Linked DNA regions of Homo sapiens: region 1 is linked to region 2. Evidence: chromatin loops called from intact Hi-C (ENCODE). Cell type or tissue: endothelial cell of umbilical vein. All regions are shown on one strand. Links, peaks and the distances in the headings refer to the core of each region. The heading gives the core; the rest is flanking DNA.

Region 1 (10,303 bases), core at 4,692-7,191, 51 kb after region 2:
CAGCCCCTGTGACCAAACCCCTGGGATTAGATCTCCATCGGGTCCCTCCCCTCACCCTAACCTCACATGCAGTGGTTCCTGAGAAGCTGCTGTTTATCTGATCACGGGATCCAGCAGGATCTGAGGGCTCATTCACTGAATCTGTACTACCCAACAAGGCAGGCTTGTCCTTACCCACACTTTTCAGGTGAAAACTTAATCAGATTCAAGCGTTTATCTTAGTGGCCTCTTCGTGGTGTGTGATTTCCTTCTTGCAGCTCTTTACTGGCTAAAACTCTTCACTGGGAGTTAAACCAGGTGTGGTCCTTGACCCTCATCATTTTGTCCCATCTCCTATGCTGGGCTCTGTATCCTTGTCTCCAAGCAGTCTCGTGTGACAGGGAAGTTACCTATTATTGTATGGTCCCCTCTTCTTGTCACCTCTGGTGTGGCACTTGTTCCATTTCTTGTTCAATGAATGTGATTTGTGAATGTGCCACATCTGTGGGAGGAAGGCAGTTCGCAGCAAGAGTTGTAGTTCCCTTGCTTTGCCCTGAGGGCCAGGACTTTACACTAGATTTTTTTGTTGCATTCCTGCACTCATAAAGTACACGTAAACTTAGAGGTGGTGTGTTAAATGCTAGAACTTAAAACTGAGTTCAGCTAGGCTCAAGTGCCCCACAATTTTTGTCCCACCAGACAATTTCATGAATATCTACAGATTGTTCCCTCAATATGCCTCAATATTGAGGCATATTGATTTGGGGAGCACAGACAAGTCAAGGTTGATGTGCATCCGCTGAACATGATCTTAAGTTGTTGAAGTAGGTATTATTAATGAACGAACGTCTATTTTAGCTCCAAGAGCCCCTGGTCTTCCAGAAGAGACTCCCAATGATCTTCCAGAAGCAGCTGGGCTTCTTTTGGTCCTCCCCCACCCAGGTGCAGTCCCGTTCTCCCTGCCTGGGTGAGTTTGATTCCTCTGCCGTGGAATAGGCTAGGCTGCTACCTCTTGAGCCTCTTCCACCAGGCCATCCATTAGGTGGCGACAGAGAGCACTAAAAGGAACTACTATGGAAATAAAACTTGTTTTGCTTCTTGGGGGGAAAAAAAAAGAAAAAGGCTTGTGGGGCGTGTGTGCATTTTAGTCAGATTTTACTGTGCAAAACATTTGAGAGATTTCTGCCCTCTTTCTCCCTTCCATTCTTCTCAACCCACTGGGCGCCCTACCACCCCTGTCTCCTTCAAGATAAGGTAGATCAGAAGACCAAATAGACAAATGCCATGTCCACTGTTTTCTGTCACAGTTGATAGCCATACCAGTCACCCAAGCTGGAAACCCAACAGGCCCCTGCCCTTCACTGCCCACATCCAAGGGAGCCACCAAGTCCCACAAATTGTTCCTTTAACTGTTTGTCCCTCTTTTGTCTTCTGTCATCCCTTCTACCGCTGTCCTGGTTCAATCCCTCATCTTGCTCTGGGACTCCCATGATAACTTATGATCTTTCCTCCACCTCTCTATCTTCCACACAATCCCTATCATCAATCTCATTCCCCTGCTTTAAACCCAAGAGTGGCACCCTGTGTTTGAGTGACATCAGGGCCCCTCATGTGGCTCCTGCTTCTCTTTGTGGCCCCTTCTGTTGCTGCTGCTTTTCTTATGGACATAGCCCTCAGCAGTCCAGGACTGCTTGTAGTTCCTCCCAGGTACCATGTTTCTTGCACTCCTGGCCTTTGTCATTGGCTCCCCTGCCCAAGTCCCCTTCTCTTCTCCTTTCCTTCCCCTGTGGCCTTGCCTTGTCGTGCTTATCCTTGAAGACCCTGTCAGGTATCTCTTCCCCAAAGAGCCCTGCCTAACCACCGCCCCCCTCCCCCCCGCGACACACACACCTGGGTTAGGCCCTGCCTCTCCACGCCTGTGCCTCCTGCCAAGTCCTCAGAGGTCTCTGATCCCATGTGCCTCCAGGCATGGCATAGGGGGACTGTGACACAGCCTCTCGGCCCACAGACCCCTGATTGTGGGCTTGCTCACTGCCCCAGTCAGTCCTCTTATTGAGGATTCCGTGCCAGTTCCTGACTCCAGCACACACACGCATGTAGGCCGCCCTCCTAGTGCCTGGCTCCTTCCCTGTCTCTTCTGCCACTCATTCCCATGGTCGTATCCTGGAGTTGGTCATCTCTGGAACTCCACCCACGGAGTTCTAACTTAGCTCTGCCTATGATGAGGACTTACTGTCTTCCCAGCTTGCAGTGTCAACCACTGTTTGATGCCCCTGGGACTCCATTGGTCTTCCCTCCTCTTGTGAACTGTGCCCATCACCAGACGAACTTGTTTTAGAATTTACCATCGTAACTGAGCTCCCTTCAGCGCATACCTCCTTGGCTCCTGCTCAGTCTCTGTTTCTCCTTTTAGCCAAACTCTCTAAGAGTTCTCTCCACTCATGGGCCCTCTTCCTTGCCTGCTGCTCCTTGCTCAGCTTGCTCCATGAACACTTGCTTTTCCACATTCCATGAAATAATCTTAACAGTCATCAGTGGCTGTCACTCCTTCTCAGCCCTTTCCTTGTGTCTCTTCTGGTACCTCATACTCTCCAGGTGGCCATCTCACCTCACATCTTGAACCCTCTGGGTTTGGGAGAATTCTCACCTCACGAGTTGATGGGAGGCCTGGCGACCTCTGATTGTAGTCACTGCAAATGCCAGATGCTTATTTGCCTAGCTTCCCTTTCGGTCAGGGCAGCAGTTGGCAAACGGTATCTCAAGGGCCAAGTCCGGCCCACTGCCTGTTTTCGTAAATGAAGCTTTACCAGGACCCAGTTCCACCCCGTCCTTTGTGCATTGTCCAAGACTGCTCTCCTGTACAACAGCAGGTGGGCTGGTTGTGACAGATACTGTCTGGCCCACAAGGTGGAAAATACTATCTGGCCCCTTACAGAAAGAAATTACCTGAGTTCTACACGAGGGTGTAGGTATGTACCCTGGCCTCTGCCAGTCAGACTCACATGCTAGGAGGAGCAGGGCCAGGCAGGAGAGCCGTGTCTCCTGGCATTGGGGCTGCAGGAAAGACGAGCTCCTAGGCCACAGTGCCAGTGGCCAGTGCTGCTGCCTTGCAGGGTCGCACAGGCAGTGCTGGCTGTTTGGACTGGCTTGGCAGAAGGATTTGAAGTATTGTTCCTAGCCAACTGGACTCAAACCTGTTCCTCCAACCCTCTAGGGATTCTCTTATCACCCAGTAGCCTTTTCCCCCTAGTTTTAAAAATTGCAGTAAAATACACAAAAGATAAAATGTACTGCCTTAACCATTTTTAAGTGTACAATTCTGTGGTATTGAGCACATTTATATTGTGCAACCATCACCACATGCATCTTCAATAGCTTTTCATCAGTCCTTGTCTGCATAAATCAGCTAGAGTTGGTTTCTATTGATTGCCACCAATAATCTTGACAGATATGTCTGATCTTCCTTCTCTGCACTGACTCCTCTTTCTCTGTCTCCTCTGCTGATTCTTTCTCCTCATCACAACTCCAAATAGCAGGGGGAGGGTTGTTTACACTTATATTCAGCACGCCCTCACGCACTCGCCTGGCTCTTCAGACCTCTCCCCTGAACTCCAGATTCATACATCCAGCTGCCCTTTAGGCCTCTAGAAAGCTAAATACCTCAGTATCAAAAACATGAGAAACGGAAGCCAGAGTCCTGGATCTCTCGCCCTTTCGCTGTCCCGGTGCCCATGCCCTTCAGGGATGGCACCTAGACCAGCTCCCTGCATCCCTGCCTAGACTCTGCAGTAGTCTCACGTGGCAGACCCGGAGGTCACTCTCCTCTCTGGATGCCCTGCGGACACTCCGGTTAGCCTCAGCTGCAAGAGCCTCCTCACCCAAGGTCACGCCATTTCCAGGACAGCACCCTGGTGACTGAGCGAGGTAAGGGTACAAGGCCCTTATAGGGCCTTCTCTTTGACTTCTTCCCACCTCCCTTTATGGATGTCAGTTCCTGATGAACATCTTACACCTCAAACCGTGACCCAACATCTGCTTCTGCAGAGCCCCCCTGTGGCATCTTGTGCCCTCCTGCCCCACTCCCTCTACTCTATATCTTCCCATAGTTAGAATGGGCTTTTTTTTTTTTTTTTTGAGATAAGGTCTCCCTTTGTCACCCAGGCTGGAATGCAATGGCACAGTCACGACTCACTGCAGCCTCAACCTCCTGGGCTCAAGCAGTCCTCCCACCTCAGCCTCCCAAGTAGCTGAGACTACAGGTATGCACCACCACACCTGGCTAATTTTTATATTTTTTGTAGAGACTGGGGTCTCCCTATGTTGCCCGGGCTGGTCTCGAACTCCCAGGCTCAAGCAATCCTCCCGCCTTGGCCTCCCAAAATGCAGGATTACAGGCGTGTACCAGTGTGCCCAGCCTCAGATGGGCTCTTTGAAAAATGTTTATTAGATCAGGTTACTCCCTTGAGAAAAACCCTCTCAGAATAAAACCCGAAGTCCATTACTTGAAAGCAGAGCCAGCTTCATGGGCCTTTGTAACTGCCCATGGGCTTGCTGGAACCCAGGCTTGGTTTAATACTCTACTCTCACCATCTCAAAATTCTTAATTTTTGAACAAGAGGCCCTGCATTTTCATTTTGCACCAGGCTCCACAAATTGTGTAACTGGGCCTGCCTCAGCAGCCACATGGAACATGATCCCTCCTTGCCTATTTGAGCTCATTCTCTACCATTCTCTCCCTTGCTCACCTGGCTCCCACTGCTCTTGCTCTTCCTGGAACTTGCCATAATGTTGCTAGAGTCAGAGCCTTGGCTCTTGCTGCTCCTCATTGGCTGGACCCCTCTTTACTTGACCTGCTCCCTCACCACTCACTTCCTTCAGATCTGTGTTCAGATTTCGTCTTCTCAGAGAGGCTTTTGGCCCCTGTCCATCTCTCTGAATTTACCTCTGACCTCTCCCCCACCACCACTGCGCTAAGCTGCCTCAGAACTTTGTAGACATTCTGTCTGGTCTTCTGATGTTTCCCCCTTGGAAGAATCCCAAGGTGCCTGAAGAATGCTTTCTTTATCCTTGAAGTTGAGTAGGTTGACTAGAGTCTGGCTTGCTATTGAGCATTCTTTATCAAATTGTCCTGGGAACATGGTGTATTCTTTCAGTCTGCAGATGTAGTCGTTGCTGTTTCAGGTCAGCTCTCTTATGGATCTTTGACAGCATCTTCTGTTCCATTTGTTGAGTTCTGTACTTCAGGGACACAAATTCCTCATGTTGGATTGTCTTTGTCTCTCTTCCAATGCTATTAGCTTTGCCGTAATTGGTTTAGCTTTTGTCTTTTTCATCTGCATTCACTTTGTCTAATTTGATTTTCAGCTATGTATATTCTGTTTCTGGCTGTTTTTCAATGTATTTATTAGTTTCATAATGATGTGTTTTGGTCTGCAGTTTGTTTCTCTAGGTTGGAAATTTGTCTTTTCATCTTATTCTGTTTTATCATCCCATCTTTGAACTCTTTTATTGGGAACATGTTCTTATGAAGTTGTGGGGAATTTTTTTCCCTTCCTTGTGTATTCTCTTCTTGGTGGGAGACTTTGCCTTTCTCGTGCCATCTCCCTCCCTGGGCCTCTTTTTTTTCTTCTGGCCATAATATGTTTGCCTAGTTACCATGTCACTTCTTTTCGTCTTGGCTCAGGCTTGGATGGCTCTGCATAGTCGTTCTGTTTGCTTTGAGACAGTGGAGGAATTCTTGGCTCTCTCTTCCCAGTTTCTTGGCATCTTCTCTTGCTGTTTTCCCCTCTGAGCTATCGCGTGCAGGCTTGTTATCTTGTATCCGGAGAGAATTTGCACGCTGGAGGGAGCTGCAGCCATGTAGTCTTCAGCCCTATCTGGATTCTTCTCTTTGTTCTAAGAACTGTGTTGGATGTCTTACTAAGGCTCACTCTAGCTGCACGAGGGATGTGTGTGCCATTTCCATGGGGATAGGGGGCACCTCAGTCTCTGGGTGGTTCCATAATCTGTGTATACCTAAGAGCAGTTGCTTCCCACAGAGCTGGGCTGGCTCACTGGGCACTTTGCCATTTCTCCTGCACCTCCCAGCTGGAGTTTCTGGGTCTAAAAGGAAAAAGTGAAGGACTCCCACTTGGTTGCTTCTCTCCAGCTTACTGACTGCAAATTCCCAGGGCGTTGCCCGCTCCCTAGGGTGGTTTCTGGGGGACGGGGCAGGAGCCTGGCTTTGCTGCTGCTTTGTCCTCTGGAGTCTTTTCTCAGACTGCTTTGAATTACACCCCTTTCCTTTGTGTGCTGAAATCTTCCCTTCACACTCTCCTTCCCTGCCTTTCTTTTGTGTCTTATCTTACTAGGACTGGAAGAGGGCAGTTGTGCAGGAGGTCTGCATCTAATTCCCTAATCCATGTGAGAGTGCTCCTGTTGTGTGCTTTGTGACATGATGGTGAGAAATACTCCCTAGAGCAGTGGCTACCAGAAGGAAGCCATCCCCCCCCCTGCACACACACACACACACACACACACACACACACACACACACACACACTCCTTCTGGCTGTCCTCAGATGCCTATTCTAGGTAAATGTCAGATTCCAAAGAAAATCCAGTTGAGATCTTTTTTCTTTTTTTGAGACGAGAGTCTTGCTGTGTTGCCCAGGCTGGAGTGCAGTGGCACAATCTCGGCTCACTGTAACCTCCGCCTCCTGGGTTCAAGCGATTCTCCTGCCTCAGCCTCCCAAGTAGCTGGGACTACAGGCGCGCACCACCACACCAGGCTAAAATTTTTTTGTATTTTTAGTAGAGACAGGGTTTCACTGTGTTGGCCAGGCTGGTCTCGAACTCCTGACCTCGTGTTCTGCCCGCCTCAGCCTCCCAGAGTGCTGGGATTACAGGCTTGAGCCATCGCGCCCGGCCTCCAGTTGGGATCTTGACTGGAATGACTGGTGTTCAATCATTATAGTTTCCACCTAATTTGTATTTGTACACAGGACAGTTACTAATTTGTTGGTACTTGTTTGATCCCCAGTCCCTAGAGTTGTTTATGGGGTGGAGCTTCAGTCCCTGCTGCTTCCCCTGTGGCAGCAGCTGGAGTCAGGGTGGGGACCCAGGGTGCTGCTGGCAGATTCTTGAGACAGGTAGAATCTCCTCTATATTGGTGTCTCTCTCTGTCCCAGCAGTGCCCAGGAAAACCTGGCCAGCCTGTCACTGACCTCTCCACCTAGGGCACTGGTGGTTCAGGTCCTTCTATTTGCCACCGGCAAACCGTACTTCTGCCAGTCTGGCTCTTAGGCCCAGTTTCTCTGATCTTGCAGATTTTCTTGGGCTCTGCTACGGAATCCTCATACCTCCGGCAGGTCCCTCCTTTGCCCATGTGTTTAACTGTGGTGGAATCGTGTGAGAGCTGCTTCTCTCGCATGGATCCCAGCCACACCACATTCTACAGCGGTTCCTCTGAAGGCATTGATAGAGATATTTCCTCCTGTTTTGCATTTCGTTGGTCATTTCAGTAGAATCAGGGTGAAATAAACATGGGGGCTCAGATGTCAGCATTACGAACCAAGTACGTCAGGCAGGCTGATGTGGACTGACCTACACTAGTGAGACGCAAGATGACGAAAACAAGGGCACTCACTCCAAGTTACTGATGAGATGTTTGGATCAAATGAGCCAGTCCTTAAGCAGAGTTCTCTAGTAAAAGAGATCTCCTTTCTGCCCTTTCTTGTTCCCCAAAATGTGTTGCCTTCATGGTGAAAATTTATTTTGGCAGATTTTCTCTTCTTTGATAAAAGCAGCCAACACTTTGTTAAAAGTCTGTGAAACTTATTTACATGAAGTATGTAAAGGTAAGAAAAAAACATTATCAACAAGAAATGGAGAAAGCCAGCAGCTGAGGACAGAAAAGTCATGCACAGTGTCAGTGTCTATGGAAACAGGCCACTTGGACCTTGAGGACTAGGTATTTGGAATTGGAGGTGAGCTTGGCCTGGTGAGTCTCTAACCACTTGTGTGTAGGATCAGTGTGAGAACCCTGCTAGAATATAGTGGCAGAGATGCAAGGGGAAATCATTGGAGAAGTTACCAGGGAATGATGAGCTAATCTGAAAAAAATACATGTTTCTAAGTTGGGCGTGGTAGCTCATCTGTAGTCCCAGCTACTTGAGAGCCTGAGGCAGGAGGATCGCTTGAGCCCAGCCTGGGCAGCACAGCGAGACCCTATCTCCCTAAAAAAAACTTTTTCGTTGTTTAGTTTTGGGATTTTTTTTTTTCCTGGTCTTTTTTCCCCCTTTTTGTGAATAACGGGATCTCACTATGTTGCCCAGGCAGATCTCGAACTCCTGGGCCCAAGCAATCCTCCTGCCTCTGCCTTCCTAAGATTACAGGTATGAGCCACTGTGTTAAGCAAAAAAACTTTTTTAAATGAAAATCATTTTTTAAAAGACAGGCTTTCCAGGGGAGGGTATTATTCCACTTATATGAAGTGTCAACAGTAGGCAGATTTGTGGAGACAAATAGATTAGTGGTTACCAGGGGCTGAGAGGAGTGGGAGTGGGGAGCAACTGCTTAATGGGTAAAGGGTTGTCTTTGGAACTAGAGAGTAGTGATGGTCGCATGACATTGTGAATGTACTAAATGCTATTAATGATAAATTTTATGTTATGTGTATTTTACCACAATTAAAAAAAAAAGATCAAATGTCCTCAGAATAGCCAACAACCTTCCACTTGGCTAAATGCCTACTCATTAAACTTCTTGAACTAAATTCCTTTCTGATTGTCATGGTTATTGTGTCCTGGGCTTCAGAGTTTCACATTCAGGTTGGCTTGGTCCAGTCTGTCATGTATCACTATAGGTCCCCACATTGGCCTCTTCCTCAGACGGACAGCCCATCTATCTGCCGGGGCTCTGTGCCACAGCCAGATAGACTTGCTCTGAGACAGCTGTGTGGGCTCTGAGCACTGGCCAGGCATCACAAAACCTATCTTTATGATTTAGAATAATTGGTGGTCAGCTGCTGTTTTAATGTTGTTGTTTTTTTTAATTTAGATATAATTCACATACCATGAAATTTACTCATTTAAAGTGTACAATTCATTCTTCAGTATAATTCATAGGCTCACAGAAAAAATTGTTTAAAAATAAAATGTGCAATTCAGTGTCTTTTAGTACATTCACAGAGTTGTGCAACCATCGCCTCTGTGTCATTCCAGAACACTTTCAGCACCCAAAAGAAACCCCAGACACAGGAGCAGTCACCTCTTATTACCCGCAGCCCCTGGCAACAACTCATCCACTTCCTGTCTCTATGGATTTGCCTATTCTGGACATTTCCTATAAATGGAATTATGCACTATTTGGCCTTTTGTGTCTGGCCTCTTTCACTGAGCGTAATGTCCTCAAGGTTCATCTGCATTGTAGCATGTGTCAGAATTTCTTTCCTTTTTGAGGCTGAATGATATTATATCCTATAGATAATGAGGTTTTGATTATCCACCCATCCCTTGGGAATGCATATTTGGGTTGCCCCCACCATTTGGCTGTTGTAAACTGTGCTGCCATGAACACTGGTGTACGGATATCTGTTTGGTTACTGGTTTTGGTTTTTTGTTTGTTTGTTTTGGTTTTTTGAGACAAGGTCTTGCTCTGTCGCCCAGGCTGGATTACAGTGGCACGATCTCTGCTCACTGCAACCTCCACCTCCCAGGTTCAAGCAATTCTCCTGCCTCAGTCTCCTGAGTAGCTGGGACTACAGGTAGCACTCACCACCATGCCCGGCTAAATTTTTTTGTATTTTTAGTAGAGACAAGGTTTCGCCATATTGGCCAGGCTGGTCTCAAACTCCTGACCTCAGGTGATCCACCCACCTCAGCCTCCCAAAGTGCTGGGATTACAGACGTGAGCCACCGCACCCGGCATAGTTGTGGCTTTTTGAGAGTGTATGGCTAGGAGTAAAATTGCCAGGTCATATGGTAACTCCATGTTTAACATTTGAGAAACTGCCAAACTGTTCTCCACAGCAGGAATTTTTTAACCTGTATGTGGTGGGCTTGTGTTTCGGTTTTCATTTTACACATCTATAAAGATGAGATTTGCTGTATGGCACTGGTTGCCTGTATTTGGGGAGGGTTCTGCTTTTGGTTGGCAAGAACTGCATTTTATTTAAGCTTAGCAAAACATAACTGGTTTCTCGCATCTTCTCAAAAGTGGAGGATTAAGAAATGGACTGCGAATTCAGAGCAGGGCAGCTGAACCTCAGGCTCCACCCTTGTAGCCTTCAAGCTGAACCTCATTCTCTCTTGCTCCCTGGAGACCACTGAGACACTCTGCCTGT
Region 2 (10,303 bases), core at 4,753-7,252:
TGGAGTGCAGTGGCACGATCTCGGCTCACTGCAAGCTCCGCCTCCTGGGTTCACCCCATTCTCCTGCCTCATCCTCCCAAGTAGCTGGGACTACAGGCGCCCACCACCACACCCGGCTAATTTTTTGTATTTTTAGTAGAGACGGGGTTTCACCTTGTTAGCCAGAATGGTCTCGATCTCCTGACCTCGTGATCTGCCCGCCTCGGCCTCTCAAAGTGCTGGGATTACAGACGTGAGCCACCATGCCCAGCCGATTATAGTATATTTTTCTACTTTTCAATGGCAAGTGTGAAACTGTATAACTTAAGTTCCTTCTATTCAACCTAAGGAATTTAGCAAGATTCTCTTCATTATTTTTTAATATTTCAAAAACTTCTTGAGTTCTAGTCTTGTACATTATTCTTTCCAATCTAGATTTAAGTTGTTATAGCCCATGAAACTTCTTGACTTTTGATTGAGCAAAGAATTTCCAGAGTTATTGATGAAGAATTAACATTTCTATAATGTTAATGCTTCCCCTCCAGGAATACGGTAGCGTCTGTTTTTGTTTTTGTTTTCTTCAGGTCTTCTTTTAGATTTTTCAGTAAAGTTTTATAGCTTTTTGATGCAGGTTTTGACATTTCTTATTAAGTTTATTCCCAGCTGTTTTATAATTTTTGTAGTGAGAGTGAGTTGAATCTTTTTTCCCTCATTACATTTTCCAGCTTTTTATTACTGGTCGTGTTTACATGCCTGCATCCTAACACCGGGGAACTGACTTGAAATGGGCCTTTCTCCCCGCAGAGACGCACCAAGAATGAGGTTTAAAAGAGAATGGAAGAAGGATGTATGTGGGGCTTTTTATTTTTGTTTTTTAATTGACACATATTTAGGGAGTACAATTTGATATTTCAATATATATTTATGTTGCACAATGGTCCAAGCAGGGTAGTTAATATATCCATCAGCTCATGCATGTACCATTTCTTTGTTGTGGGAACTTTCAAAAGTCTCTCTTCTAGGTATTTTGTAACATACAATATATTGCTGTCAACCATAGTCACCCTGCTGTGCAATAGAACAACATAATTTTTTTTTTTGAGACAGAATCTCGCTGTGTCACCCAGGCTGGAGTGCAGTGGTGTGATCTCAGCTCACCAGGTTGCTCTGCCTCCTGGGTTCGAGCGATTCTCCTGCCTCAGCCTCCCAAGCAGCTGGGACTATAGGCACCCGCCGCCATGCCCAGCTAATTTTTGTATTTTTAGTAGAAATGGGGTTTCACCATGTTGGCCAGGCTGCACTCAAGCTCCTGACCTCAAGTGAGTCACCCACCTCAGTCTCCCAAAGTGCTGGGATTACAAGCGTGAGCCACTGCACCTGGTCAAAACACCAGAATTTATTCATCTTATCTAATAATAACTTTGTACCTGTTGACCAACCTCTGCCCATCCTCCTCTCCCCGATCCTCTCCCCAGTCTCTGGTAACTACTGTTCTACTCTCTGCTTCTATGATATCAACTCTTTTTTGTTTTTGAGATTCCACATATGACTGAGATCATGTGGTATTTGTCTTTCTGTTTCTGGTTTATTTCCCTTAACTTTATGTCCTCCAGGTTCATTCATGTTGTCTTAAGTGACAGGATTTCATTCTTTTTTATGGCCGAATATTATTCCATTGCATATATGTACCACATTTTCTTTATCCATTCACCTGTTGGTGGACACCTAAGTTGATTCTGTATCTGGCTATTGTGAATAGTCATTCAATAAAAATGGGAGTGCAGATAACTCTTCCACATACTGATTTCATTTCCTTTGGATATATACCGGTAGTAGGATTGCTGGTAGTTCTATTTTCAATTTATTGAGAAACCTCCATACTGTTCTCCATAGTTGACTATACTAACTTACTACCCCACCAACAGTATGAAAGTATTCCCTTTTCTCCACATCTTTGCCAACTTGTCTTCTTTTGTCTTTTTGATTAAAGCCATTCTAACTGAATTGAAGGGGTATCTCATTGGGCTTTTGATTTGAATTTCCCTGATGATGAGTGATGTTGAACTTTTTTTCCCCTCCCTCCCTCCCTCCCTTCCTTCTCTTTCTTTTTTCGAGACAGGGTCTCACTCTGTCACCCAGGCCAAAGTGCAATGGCACGATCCTGGCTCATTGCAGCCTCAAACTCCTGGGCTCAAGTGATCCTCCCACCCCAGCCTCCCAAGAAGCTGAGATGACAAGTGTGCACAACCATGCCTGGCTAATTTTTTGTTTTTTTAGAGACAGTGGTCTTGCCATGTTAACCAGGCTGGCCTTGAACTCCTGGACTCAAGTGATCTTCCCACCTCGGCCTACCAAAGTGCTGGGATTACAGGTGTGAGCCAAGGTGCCTGGCGAGATTTTTCCCATATACCTGTTGGTCATTTAAATGTTTTCTTTTGAGAAATGTCTATTCAGGTTTTTTGCCCTCTCCTAACCTTTTATTTTATCTATCTATCTATCTGTCTGTCTGTCTGTCTGTCTATCTATCTATCTATCTATCTATCTATCCATCCATCCATCCATCCATCCATCCATCCATCTATTTCGAGATGGAGTCTCGCTCTGTCACCCAGGCTGTAGTGCAATGGCACGATCTCGGCTTACTGCAACCTCCACCTCCCAGGTTCAAGCGATTCTCCTGCCTCAGCCTCCAGAGTAGCTGGGACTACAGGTGCGTGCCACCACGCCCGGCTAATTTTTTTTTGTATTTTTAGTAGAGATGGGGTTTCACCATTTTAGCCAGGATCATCTCAATCCCCTGATCTCGTGATCCGCCTGCCTCGGCCTCCCAAAGTGCTGAGATTACAGGCGTGAGCCGTCGTGCCTGGTCACCTTTTTTTTTTTTTTTTTTTTTTTAAAGACAGGGTCTTGCTTTGTTGCCCAGGCTAGAGTGCAATGTGCAATCATAGCTCACTGCAGCCTCAAACTCCTGGGCTCAAGTGATCCTTCCACCTCAGCTTTCCAGGGAGCTGGGACTACAGGTGTGTGCCACCACGTCTGTCTAATTTTTAAATTTTTTTTGTAAAGACGGGGTCTTGCTTCTTGCTATGTTGCCCAGGCTTGTCTTGAACTCCAGTTCTCTGATTTTTAAAAAAAATCATAAGTAGATGTTGAATTTTATCAAATGCTTTTTCTGCATCTATTGAAATAATTATGTAGTGTTTTTCCCCTTAAGTTTGTTAAGGTTGGGTTTCTAATTTTAAACCATATTTGCATTCTTAGGATAAAACTCAACTCGGTTGTGATAGATCATATACTGCAGGATTCAGTTTATTTGTCTAGAATTTTAAAACTTATTTCCACATCTTGTGTCATACTTTTCTTGGCTCATCATAGTAGATATATTAGTCTAGTAAAATAAGTTTGGAGACATTTATTTCTTTTCTGTGTATGATTGGAATTGCCTACTCATTAAAGATTTGGTAGAAGTCATCCATAAAGCCCTCTTGGTCTGTTTCTCTCTCTCTCTCTCTCTCTCTCTCTGTGTGCGTGTGTGTCTGTGTGTGTCTGCGTGTCTGTGTCTGTGTGTAGGAGGATGGGTAGCTTTTTAAATACATAGTCAATTTCATTGTGGTTACAGGGATTTTCTGTTTCTAAAGTCGGTTTTGGTAAGCTGTACTTTCCTAGGAATGTATTCCTTTTGCTTATGTTTTCAAATTTACTGACACACAGTGCATAATAAAACCTTTTCATGAGTAACATAATTTACTTTTCTCTTTTCTCTTTATATCCAGCTTGTTAGAGGGTTGGCTTTTGTTTTTCAGCTTTTCAAAGAAGCAGGTTTAAAATTTTCTCAATCCTCTCCATCATTTGTTTCTATTTCATTAAGTTTTATTCATCCTTATTTTTCTTTCTTCTACTTTTGCAGGCTTACTCTGTCATTTCTTTATGGCTTCTTGAATTGGATGTTCAGCGTGATGACTTTTGGACTGCTTTAGCCGCATCTCTATACTTCAGCATCGCACACCCAATGGCTTACTCAACATCTCCACTTTCACACCACTGGGCACCCCAAGCTTAATACAGCCAAAGCAGAACTCTTGATCTGCACCTCTGAAAATGTACTTTTCCTGTAGTTCTCCCCACTATGGTGAAAAGCACCCTTATTTCCCCAGTTGCTCAGGCCCCAATCTCAGGAATCATCCTTGTTTCTTCCCTTGCTCTATGCCCTACATCCAATCCTTTTGTTCAGTTCTGAAAACATATCTTGAATCTCACAACTTCTCAGAGCTGCACTGCTGCCACCCTAGTTAAAGCTACCATCAACTCTTTCTCCTAGACTGTTCCAGGGCCTTGCAACTAGCCTTGTGCTGTAGTTTTGTTTCATCACGTCCAGTTCTCCACTCTACACCTGCAACATAGATCAGACAGCTCCTGGCTCAAAATCCTCTGAGGGCTTCTCATCTTAGAATAAACTCTCGGTTCTGGCCGGGTGCGGTGGCTTACGCCTGTAGTCCCAGCACTTTGGGAGTCCGAGGCGGGCGGATCACTTGAACTCAGGAGTTTGAGACCAGCCTGGGCAACATGGTGAACTCCCATCTCTATCAAAAATACAAAAACTTAGCCAGGCGTGGTGGTTCGCATCTGTGGTCCCAGCTACTTAGGACGCTGAGGAGGGAGGATCGCTTGAGCTCAGGGTGGACGTTGCAGTGAGCCAAGATTGCGCCACTGCACTGCAGCCTGGGTGACAGAATGAGACCCCATCCCCACCCCCCCCAAAAAAGAATGAACTCCCAGTTCTCATAGTGGCCCCAGCTGCCTTTCCAATCACATTCCCTACCACTCTCCAGCAACACTGACTTCCTCGTTAGTCCCCAACATGCCAGGCATAGTCTCTCCTCATGTCCTTTGAACTTGCCTGGAATGTTCTTTCCCCAGATATTCATATGAGGGAGTAAAATGAGGGTGAAAACCAGCAGATATCTAAATAGCACCCCCTTCACTTAGTTTATCTTTCTCAAAGCCCTTATCACTATGTGAAATGATATATTATACTTATTTGTATGCTAGTATGAATCTTCCCGGCAAGAATGTTAGTTTGCTGTCTGTTCAGTACCGTGCATCCAGAGCCTGGAAGAGTGCCTGGCACATAGCAGGTAGTCAATAAATGAATGGGGGCAAGCAGCCAAATCAGAATCAGGTTTTCTTGCTAAGCATAGAACTAACAGAAGGATCATTGAATGGATTGGATAATGACTGGCATCAGGGTAAGGTCCCCTTAACAAACACTCCTGTCCTGAACACCTGGTTAGCTAACAGTTTTCTCATACTCTTATTTTCCCAAAACACAATTGCTGGATCTCAGCTCCAAATCAACTCTTCTAGGAAAGTGAAAAATTGCTGGATCTCAGCTCCCAAATCATATCTTCCAGGCAGAGCTAACATTGCCCCTTATTCACACCTCCACCAAACCATCTGATCCAACAGTGACAGGTGTCACGAGGCCTTGGCATGCACTCTCTTCCCCCGCCAGAGTTCTGCGAAAGCCAGGGTTGCGATTTGTTGTCAGTTTATTCCCCGCCTCTATGAGAGTGTGAGCACTGGGCAGGCTCGGATGAAATAATGCATTGAGTAGGCCTCTGAAACCAAGGCCCCTCAGCTGGGGCAACGTCAGGCTCCAGGGTGGGCAACTTTGCTGCTTCTGCCGAAGATAGTGATATTGAGAAAATGTGGGTGCAATGAAACGCTTATTGCAGCGCACTCGGTGCATCTGTGGACAGAGGGTCAATCGCCCCTCAGAGCAGCGCAAACAGGCGTCCCAAGCCTAGGCCTTCACTTGCCCCAGCATCCGCAAGGGTCCATTAATCCTTAACATTCAAATTCCGCCCACTAAACCAGTCCCTCCGCGCCCAAGCCGCCTCTTTTCCCCAAACGACGGCCGAAAGCAGCCAATCAACAGCTGGAGGGGTCCGCCCCCTTTTCCCTGGCCGAAATGGACAGGAAATCTCGCCAATTGACGGCATCGCCGCTGAGACTCCCCCCTCCCCCGTCCTCCCCGTCCCAGCCCGGCCATCACAGCCAATGACGGGCGGGCTCGCAGCGGCGCCGAGGGCGGGGCGCGGGCGCGCAGGTGCAGCAGCGCGCGGGCCGGCCAAGAGGGCGGGGCGCGACGTCGGCCGTGCGGGGTCCCGGCGTCGGCGGCGCGCGCGCTCCCTCCTCTCGGAGAGAGGGCTGTGGTAAAAGCCGTCCGGAAAATGGCCGCCGCCGCCGCCGCCGCGCCGAGCGGAGGAGGAGGAGGAGGCGAGGAGGAGAGACTGTGAGTGGGACCGCCGTGGCCGCGGGCGGGGACCCTTGCCGGGGGGCGGGGGTCAGGGGCGGGACGTGGCGCGGGAGGGGCCCGCGGGGTCGGACGACACGGCTGGCGGATGGCGTCCCTCCTCTCTACCCTCCCCCTCCCGCCGCCGCCGGTGGCGACTCTCCCCTCGGCCCGTCACCCCTGCTCGCGGGTGACCGTCCTCGGCGCGGCCTCCCTGGAGCCGCCTTCGCCTGACGCCCCTCTTCCTCCCGCCCTCGACGCGCATCCCGGCCCCCGGCCCCGCGGGCGCCCCTGTCGCCGGGGCTTCGCCTGTCGGGGCTGCGCGCGCTCCTGCCCTTCTCGGGGCTTTGGGCCGCGGCGCCGTCGCGCGCCCGCGGCCCCGGCCTCTCCCTGGATCGCGCTCTCCCCCTCCCTCCCTCGCGCGCCCCCTCTCCCGTTACTCGGCCCCCCCACCGGCGCGCGTGCGCACTTCGCCTCCCGTCGGGAGAGTGCGCCACAAGGGCTCCTGAGCTCTCACCCCCATCTCTGGGCTTTGCCTCCCCCTCCTTCTCGCCCATTCCATGAATTTCTGCCCCCCGCTACCCCCCCGCGAGCGAGTAGGTCCACCGGCTCCTTTCCCCATCTAGCAGGAACAAGTAGGTGGGGATTATTATCCACAAAAGGGACTAGACATTGTGTTCTGGGTCCCACAACTCATCATAAAGAGGTGGTTATAGTTCCCATCAGGAGCCGTGGGTAGGGGACTGTGCGTCCAGCAGCACCCGAGGCTCTTCGGCGCCAGAGGCTCTAAGGTGCGAGCGTGTCCCCAGGGTGCTCAGAGGTTCTTTGGAGTGCTGTGGCCTCGGAATGTGAGCACCCTCCCATCCTACCCTCCCCTTCGCCGGCGATCTTCCAGTTACATAAGTGGAGTGGGACATAGTAGGTAACGGGCTCTCATCGCCCTGGAGCGCTCGGGATCACCGGTACCAGATGGGGCAAGTTCATCGCGACGCTGTGGCTCCTGTTAATTGTGCCTGAAAGGTTATCCTCTGTTCAGTTTGGTCATGACCGAATCACCCAAACTGAAACTCAGATGACTTTTATATGGCAGTGGCAATGTTTCTGTGGTTTTGCACTAAAGACTTAAGGTCATTATGAAGAGTGTAAAAGGATTGCTGTCGCAGGGGAGACCGTTTATGACATTGCTAAGTATGGACCCCGAGGGGGAAAAAGCTCATTCTGGAATTGCTCTGTGGCGGTTGCTTCTGTTGCGAGTGTGTTCGGGTGTGGGTTGGTCACAGCAGAAATGGGCTCCACCACAAAATTGATATTCCTGACTCATGGTCAGGCAGATGTGTGCTTCTGGTTATTTTTCCAGGAACAGGAATGGGCTCTGCCGAGCCTTTCACACGTTGTGTCTCTGCTGTGCGGGATCAGTACCCCAGACTGTGAGATAACAGGATCGAATTCAGGGGTTGGTTGGTGATCCAGGAACCATACCTACTTGGATGTGATACTGAGTGGCCTAGACGTTGTAGGACTCTCATAAGTTTTAGACATTTTGTTATACTGTAAAAATGAAGCATATACGGCCTCAGTAGTAACATTGCACTAATAGGTAATTATTACTCTAGAGAATTTTGGGTTCCATGGCTGGAATGTTCATCAGTATCTCAGCAATTTCAGTTAATAACCAGATTAAGCTGACCTCTTGAGTCTTTTGAAATCTGCTGGGTCCCTATAATAAGACAGGGTCTGGATTTTTTAATCTTTTGGGAATTTCCACCAAGGATTTAGGGAAATAGGCTTTTATGGGCTTTTCAGGATTTCTATTTCAAATCCCAATGAGGAAGTCTAGGAAACACTTGCTTTTATTTTCTTGCCTGAATATGTCAGAACCTTAAATCACCCAATCAATCTAGAAGTACTACAGTTGATTAAAGTAAGTCACCACAGGTCACCCATTCGTGGCAGGTCAGCTAGGTGGCTGATCACTGGAATACAGTCATATCCCCAGGCATACACACGAGCCTCACTTGACGATCCCAAAGTTTGTACATCTGAGCTTGAGACGTGACAAGTTGAGGTCTCTGCTTTGTTCTTCATAGTTGGCAGTTTGTCTCCTCGGGTGCCCCTCCGGTTAGCTGTTTATCATACGTCTAGCCCTATCAACAGTGCAGGCAGCTTCCAGAGTATAGTTTTCTCTGCAAAGTGCCTGGTGGAGGGGTACCTCCTTTTCCATTGTCCTAATGGCTCCACTGGGCTTCCATACCAGCCCTTTCCAGTGTCTTAACAGCTCAAAGAAACCCATCTGTGGCTTTCTTGTTAGCACTGGCCTATCACACCTTCCTATTGCCTGTTAACTAAAATTTTGCCTGGAATGCTTTAAGCTTAGAGTACTGGGTCTTTGTTTCACCCGATTGATAGGAGAGTGTCATGCAGTCAGCCGAACTCCGACTTCTGTGCTGTTTAAATCCTTAGGTAGGTCTGGGGCAAGGCACAAACCACTGTGTATTCAAAGGGTTATGGTGCTTGCATTCTGTGTGTATATGTTTGTAATTTCCAACCAGAGTCGTTTCCCGTGCCTGCCCTGCCTCTGTGCAATCTAGTCTAGTAGGGTAGGGAGGCAAGCTGTGGAGTTTGAAAAAAAAAAAAAAAAGCTAGATGAGTTTAATAGGCTGTTACCCCCTCCAGAACATTCCTCCCATGTGGAGATGAAACGAGAAGTTCATTTCTTTAACCTAAAATAAAGAACAACAGAGATAAAATTGTTAGTTCCTTATTGGAGCCTGGTTTCCATTGCTAATGTACCTGCTTGGGACTCTGCATGATAAATGACGTGTCCTGGAACCTGAAATCTTTTATAAAGGTTAATATCAGCAGAAATCTTTTAATTAGCTAAGAGCAGCTTGTTCTCAAGCTGCCCGAGTTATCTTGGAGGAGAGAATCACAGGAAATGTTTGATATTTCTAGTAACCAGTGTTTTCAGTGCGTGGGGTAAAGCACACTCCTAGACTGGCCAGTCCCAAAGAGTGTGGCAGGACACCTGCTTGTTTTCCCTGCCCTCTGCTATGGTGACATCCTTGCAGACCAGTCTTGCGTGGCTGGCAGACGCAATCTTTTTTTCTTGGGTAGAGCATTATCACCGCTGCGATGGAAGGACCTTGTCCTCGGTGCCTCCATACCAGCCCTTTCCAGTGAAACTACTGCTGTCCCGGCAAGCCCCTGTGCGTGTGCATCATTCCGGGTAGGACAAGATGTGAACAGGTCCCTCTTCTTTGGGCTTAAGTAGAAGTTGTGCTCTTCTGCTTTTACCTGTGTGCTCTTCTGCTTTTACCTGTTCTCTTCTGCCTTTCTCTTGCAAGAAACCTGTCGAAAGCTTGCTTTGCATGCCATTGCTTAAATACTTTGATGGTATGTATGGTATGTGGGATAACTGAGTGGGAGCCGGAATTGGGGGGTGGGCAGGGCATCCCCACCCCCACCCCCACATCAAAGGGGGAATGACCATTTCGTTAGAGAATAAAGCCTGAGTCTTATAACTTCTTCAAGCACATGTATGCTGGGTCTCCTGGCGTGTGAATGTGTTCCCGCTGTGCTGTGTGGCTGTTTTGCAGTTACTGTAGACACTGTAGTCTGGGCTCTCATTATTGCCTCTGAAGTTGACAGGACCAAGCCTTAGTAAGGATGCACTTGTCTTCCTAGCCCAAGAGCTAGGGGTGTTTTATATATATATTAACTTTCTTTTTTAGATTTCATAAACTGCTCTCATTTTCTCTTTTCTTTCTTTCTTTTTTTTTTTTTTTTTTTGAGACAGTCTCACTCTGTCACCCATGCTGGAGTGCAGTGGCACGATCTCAGCTCACTGCAACCTCTGCCTCCCGGGCTCAAGCAGTTCTCTGCCTCAGCCTCCCAAGTAGCTGGGATTACAGGCACCTGCCACCACGCCTGGCTAATTTTTGTATTTTTTTTTTTTTTTTTTTTTTTTTTTAGTCGAGACGGGGTTTCACCATCTTGGCCACGCTGGTCTTGAACTCCTGACCTCGTGAT

What was found. A loop is a pair of places that touch in the nucleus more often than their neighbours do. Peaks named below come from ENCODE experiments on the same cell type or tissue, not always from the same donor. Only the 100,000 strongest peaks of a DNase experiment are listed, where the experiment ranks them.
Region 1: a loop joins it to region 2, with 3 times the contacts of the local background. A loop is called at or near these places in 18 of 110 quality-filtered maps.

The regions. Positions count from the first base shown.
Region 1 is chrX:154,042,117-154,052,419 of GRCh38, reverse strand. The region is part of intron 1 of MECP2 (methyl-CpG binding protein 2); the gene reads left to right. Among named protein-coding and RNA genes, the nearest start is that of MIR718, 27 kb to the right of the region's middle. In endothelial cell of umbilical vein, for the core only: no CTCF peak of the experiment used is centred there; a DNase peak (open chromatin) is centred at 5,819; H3K27ac peaks cover 1,869 bases.
Region 2 is chrX:154,093,575-154,103,877 of GRCh38, reverse strand. MECP2 (methyl-CpG binding protein 2) reads left to right here and starts at 6,161. Exons shown (of 3, transcript NM_001110792.2): 1 at 6,161-6,274. The coding sequence starts at 6,213. RefSeq lists silencers at 5,876-6,235, 6,321-6,559, 6,536-6,595, 6,656-6,735 and an enhancer at 7,056-7,145. In endothelial cell of umbilical vein, for the core only: no CTCF peak of the experiment used is centred there; DNase peaks (open chromatin) are centred at 5,977 and 6,717; H3K4me3 peaks cover 1,127 bases; H3K27ac peaks cover 785 bases.